2 separate regions of the Homo sapiens genome follow, and region 1 is linked to region 2. Evidence: read pairs that join two places in POLR2A ChIA-PET (ENCODE). Cell type or tissue: PC-9. All regions are shown on one strand. Each heading gives the region's core, and the rest is flanking DNA. Links, peaks and the distances in the headings are about the cores only. Region 1 has its middle 11 kb from the start of GAST. Region 2 overlaps TNS4 (tensin 4).

Region 1 (2,908 bases), core at 125-2,624, 1.2 Mb before region 2:
ACGGCAATAATCCCAGCACTTTGGGAGGCTGAGGTAAGAGGATCACTTGAGCCCAGGAGTCTGAGACCAGCCTGGGCAACATAGCGAGACCCTGTCTCTACTTAAAAAAAAAGCCAGGTGTGGCAATGTGAACCTGAAGTCCCAGCTACTTGGGAGGCTGAGGCGAGAGGATTGCTTGAGCCCGGGAGTTGGAGGCTGCAGTGAGCTATGATCAGATTGCACTAGTGCACTCCAGCCTGGGTGATAGGGTCTGGTGCACTCCAGGGCCTATCTCAAACAAAATAAAACAAAACATTCATTATTAAACAAAGGAACTAAAATAAATGTGTGAATCTTTAAACTCAAGAAGTTAGAAAAAGAGCCACAAAATCAAGGAAAATAAGGAAGAAAGAAAAATAATAAAATCGGAGATTAATGATTGAGAAAAACAGAAAAAAATGATAGAGTTGCTAAGATTAAGAATGGATTTTTTGGTTGGGTGTAATTCCAGCACTTTGAGAGGCCAAGGTGGGAGCATCCCTTGAGACCAGGAGTTGGAGGCTGCAGTGAGCTATGATCACTGTACTCAGCCTGGGCAACAGAGTGAGACTGTGTCTTAAAAAAAAAAAAAAAAATTGGCCTGGCGCAGTGGCTCACGCCTGTAATCCCAACACTTTGGGATGCTAAGGCGGGTGGATCACCTGAGGTCAGGTTTTCAAGACCAGCCTGACCAATATGGAGAAACCCCGTCTCTACTAAAAATACAAAATTAGCCAGGCATGGTGGCACATGCCTGTAATCCCAGCTACTCAGGAGGCTGAGGCAGGAAAATGGCTTGAACCCAGGAGGAGGAGGTTGCAGTGAGCTAAGATGGTGACACTGCACCCTAGCCTAGGTGACAGAGTAAGACTCCAACTCTAAAAAATAGTAAAATTAAAAAATCTCCTTTAAAACAGAGTGCTTGTTGGACAGGAGGTCCACACGCAGGAGCCGTGACCCTGCGGCACCCAGGTGTCCAAACGGGCTCCCTCAATCCACAGCCACTCTTGCCAGCCGTTACCCAGTCACAGCAGCCCGGGTCACTGCACAGTTTAAATTGTCTTTAATCATAGTCCTTTATGGTTAATTTATACCCATAATGGGCAATTGGTTAAAAACAGGAAGCAGAGGGAGCACAGAGGTTGAAAAATAAGTGAACATTGAACATAAACATGATGCCCTTTGTGTGTCTAGTTATTAATTCTCGCTCCATTTCTGTGATATAGGAGGAAACAAGCACAAGGGGAATATAAGGTTCAGGGAGATTATGACTTGCCCACCTTGGAGACAGAACTAAAGATTTTTGCTGCTCAGCATCACCTGGGAGCTTGATAGATGTGCAGAATTTCAGGCTCTACCCCAGATCTACTGAATCAATCTCCATTTTAACAATCTTCATTTTAAACAGTTTCAAGGCCAGATGCAGTGGCTCACGCCTATAATCCTAGCACTTTGGGAGGGCAAAGTGGGAGGATCACTTAAGCCCAGGAGTTCAAGACCAGCCTGGACAACATAGTGAGATCCCACCTCTACAAAAAATACAAAAATTAGCCAGGCATGATGGGGCATGCCTGTAGTCCCAGTTACTCAGGAGGCTGAGGCAGGAGGATCACTTGAGCTTGGGAGGCGGAAGTTGTAACGAGCCATGACCACACCACTGCACTCCATCTTGGGTAACAGAACCAGACCCTGTCTTGAAAAAAAGTCTGATATAGCCTGATGCAGTGGCTCACGCCTGTAATCCCAGCACTTTGGGAGGCTGAGGCGGGTGGATCATTTGAGGGTCAGGTGTTTGAGACCAGCCTGGCCAACATGATGAAACCCCATCTCTACTAAAAATACAAAAATTAGCTGGGCGTGTTGGTGCATGCCTGTAATCCCAGCTACTTGGGAGGCTGAGGCACAGGAATCGCTTGAATCCAAGAGGCTGAGGTTATAGTGAGCTGGGATCGTGCCTCTGCACTCCAGACTGGGTGACAGAGCAAGACTGTCTCAAAAAAAAAAAAAAAAAGAAAAAAAGAAAAGAAAAGGGCCGGGCTCGGTGGCTCATGCCTCTAATCCCAGCACTTTGGGAGACTGAGGTGGGTGGATCACGAGGTCAGGAGATTGAGACCATCCTGGCTAACACAGGTGAAACCCCGTCTCTACTAAAATTACAAAAAAAAAAAAAAATTAGCCGAGCGTGGTGGCAGGCACCTGTAGTCCCAGCTACTCGGGAGGCTGAGGCAGGAGAATGGCATGAACCTGGGAGGTGGAGCTTGCAGTGAGCCAAGATTGTGCCACTGCACTCCAGCCTGGGCAACAGAGCGAGATTCAGTCTCAAAAAAAAAAAAGAAAAAAGTTTGAAATGCAGCACTTTAGACCATAAAATTAGCAGACTTTATTTTTTTTAATTTTATTTATTTATTTTTTTGAGACGGTGTCTTGCTGTGTTGCCCAGGCTGGAGTGTAGTGGCGTTATCTCGGCTCACTACAACCTCTGCCTTCTGGGTTCAAGCGATTCTCCTGCCTCAGCCTCCCAATTAGCTGGGATTACAGGCGCCCGCCACCACGCCCAGCTAATTTTTGTATTTTTTTTTTTTTTTTGAGACGGAGTCTCGCTCTGTCGCCCAGGCTGGAGTCCAGTGGCCCGATCTCGGCTCACTGCAAGCTCCGCCTCCTGGGTTCATGCCATTCTCCTGCCTCAGCCTCCCGAGTAGCTGGGACTACAGGCATCCACCACCACGCCCAGCTAATTTTTTGTATTTTTAGTAGAGACAGGGTTTCACTGTGTTAGCCAGGATGGTCTTGATCTCCTGACCTCATGATCTGCCCATCTCAGCCTCCCAAAGTGCTGGGATTACAGGCGTGAGCCACCGCGCCCAGCTAATTTTTGTATTTTTAGTAGAGA
Region 2 (2,908 bases), core at 210-2,709:
AAGACCGAACCACAGGACTCTGCTTCCCACTCCACCTCCAAAGCCACTGGCCAAGGCAGTCCCTGGCACAGAGGCTGGGGATTCCACAGCCATGCCCACTGGCACAGGCCCCTGAGCTCAGGAAGAAGTCTGGCTGGATGTGAAGCTGGCCTTCTCCTGCAGCTGGGGAGTTCCCTCTGCATCAGCCACGGTGTGGTCCAGCGTAGGTTCAGCCCATCTGCAGGGCTCCTGGGAGTCATGGGGGCCTGAAGGGATCCTGATCCGACAGCTCAGTCAGAACGGCCTGGCTGGGAAGGCAGACGGAATGTGGGCCAGCCTATGCCCAAAGCCTGCAGGGGTCAGCTCATTGGCTACTTTAAGTGACCAAAGACCCTACCATCCAAGGACATTTCTGTATCCTTACCATCCCTTGAGGATTAGGTGGGCATGCACTTTGCTGTGGGCTGTAGGGGGTGGGGTATGCAGTGTTCTATTTGGCCTTTAAAGCCATGGGAACCCAGATCACCAGATCCGGAGCCTGACTCTAGCCCCTGAGCCACCTGTTGCCCTAACACCCTGTCTGACTCTCTCCCGCTGCAGCAGCCAGTCCCTCCTGCACTCCAGCAACTCCAGCCATCAGTCATCTTCCAGATCCTTGGAAAGTCCAGCCAACTCTTCCTCCAGCCTCCACAGCCTTGGCTCAGTGTCCCTGTGTACAAGACCCAGTGACTTCCAGGCTCCCAGAAACCCCACCCTAACCATGGGCCAACCCAGAACACCCCACTCTCCACCACTGGCCAAAGAACATGCCAGCAGCTGCCCCCCATCCATCACCAACTCCATGGTGGACATACCCATTGTGCTGATCAACGGCTGCCCAGAACCAGGGTCTTCTCCACCCCAGCGGACCCCAGGACACCAGAACTCCGTTCAACCTGGAGCTGCTTCTCCCAGCAACCCCTGTCCAGCCACCAGGAGCAACAGCCAGACCCTGTCAGATGCCCCCTTTACCACATGCCCAGAGGGTACGTCGTAAACCAATATTTGAAGCAATGTAAGATTTGGGGAATAGACAAAGTGCCAGTGGGTTTCTGCAACAGCCAGTCAACACATTTATTGAGCAACTATTGTGTGTCTGGCACTATGCCAGGTAGTGAGGACACACAGAGGGAAACAGTTTAGAAAGAGACAAAAACAAATCATCACGGTAGGGTAGGATAAACGCGGAGGTAAAGAGATATTCTCAATCATATTGGCCAAAGCTGAAGGAATGATTCTTTCAGTCTGGAGAACAGAGGAAGCGACATCCGAGCTGGATCTGGGAAATGGATCAGAAGTTTGTGGCCAGAGAAGGAGAGGAAAGGCATTCCCAGCAGAGAAAGCAGGGGGTCCACAGTCATGAAGGTGTGGAAGCGCATGGCATGTTCAGGAAATGCCGGAATGTTGGGTGCAGGTTCAAGTCATTGAGAGTAATTTGAAACCAGATTGTGAAAGGCCTTAAATGCCAAGCTAAAAAAAAAAAAAAAAATGGAATTTGCCTTTTAAGCAATAGGGTACCATCAGAGAGCCTCCTCACACAGGAGAGTGATGGGGTCAGAGGTGCTCGCTCAATGGATCACCCTGGCAGCTCAACGGATAGCAGGGTCCTGAACCGGGATAGGGCAGTGGGAGTGGAGGAGAGAGGACAGAACCAGGCGACCCTCAGGATGTGCTTGATGACTAACTCAAGGAGAGCAAGAGGGCGAGTCAGTTCTGACTCTGACGTTCGCAGATGATGAGAACACAGAGGGGGTGGATGGGGTAATAGAGACAATGCATTCCAGTTCAGACAGCCGAAAACCACAAAACAGCAAACACCCTCCTTCCCGGAGTCTGAGATCACAGGCGTCCAAGAAGAACAAACCCAAGCAGTAAACCCAGAAGCTAAGCTCTAGCACCCTGTGGATGCCTCTCCCATGAGCAGAGTCCCCTGCCAACCCCCTGTTCCCCCTCCCTCGGCCATCGGGGGGCTTCTCAGCCCCCACTTGGCCATGACGCTCACAGGCATCAAGGCGACTCCAGAGGGGGTGGGGGTGGAATGTTTACTATAGCCCACTGCTCACTCCCACTCACGAAGCCATGTGGAGGCAAGCAGGAGAAAATGACACTTCTGGCGTGCCTTTGCATCTGCCCTGATCGCTTTCCTAGGACAAATCATTTGCAGATTTTAGTACTTTTTTTGAATGAGTTACTTGAGAGTAAGTGGTCACAACACTCCTTTTCAAGCCGCCAAGGTTGACAGCTACTGCTCTCTGCCTTAGGGACCCAGGGAAATGGCCATTTTGGCATCCCAAAGCGCACATTTACTTAGCCTAGTGATATTCCCATCCTGCTTTGGTCCCATAATATCACCAACTATACCCCCAGATCTTATCAAATTCTGCAAAATATTCCTAAAACAAAATTCATTTTAATTCCATAGACTACTAGAACATTAAAGACCCTCAGAAGCTGTTTAGTCCACTTGGTCCCCTCTGAGCTTCAGTTATCCCATATCAGAGTCAAGATCCAGGCTCCCGCCTCCCAGGGGCATGTTTTTCTGCCCAGATCTGCTATTTTCCTCTCCTTCACGTTTTCTGCCATTTTCTTTTCCAAGCTGAATATTCCCGTAAGGAATTCTTAGGATTATGAAGACGAAGGAGAATGTAATATCAAACATGATGCATTTGAGAATTCCTTGTTTATCTCTTATTTCAGTCCTCACCAGGGGACTCAACAGTAGATTTAAGAAACCATTTCTCCTTAAACTGAGGTTGTATCTATTCATTCCTTATTCATTACCAAGGATACAAGGGCACTTCTGAGTTCTAGATGCACCAAACCCTGGCATCCTTCTGTTTGATTTTCCCTCATCGTAGGCAGTTTGGAGATACAATGGGGTTAGGGTCTG

Evidence for each region. ChIA-PET counts read pairs that join two places held together with the same protein. Peaks named below come from ENCODE experiments on the same cell type or tissue, not always from the same donor. Only the 100,000 strongest peaks of a DNase experiment are listed, where the experiment ranks them.
Region 1: POLR2A ChIA-PET joins it to region 2 with 5 read pairs; 4 of 35 experiments call an interaction of 5 or more read pairs at or near these places.

Annotation. Positions count from the first base shown.
Region 1 is chr17:41,699,654-41,702,561 of GRCh38, reverse strand. No RefSeq gene overlaps it. Among named protein-coding and RNA genes, the nearest start is that of GAST, 11 kb to the left of the region's middle. In PC-9, for the core only: no CTCF peak of the experiment used is centred there; no DNase peak of the experiment used is centred there.
Region 2 is chr17:40,485,132-40,488,039 of GRCh38, reverse strand. TNS4 (tensin 4) reads left to right here. Exons shown (of 13, transcript NM_032865.6): 4 at 580-1,004. Among named protein-coding and RNA genes, the nearest start is that of TNS4, 15 kb to the left of the region's middle. In PC-9, for the core only: no CTCF peak of the experiment used is centred there; DNase peaks (open chromatin) are centred at 1,449 and 1,769; H3K4me3 peaks cover 1,009 bases; H3K27ac peaks cover 2,308 bases.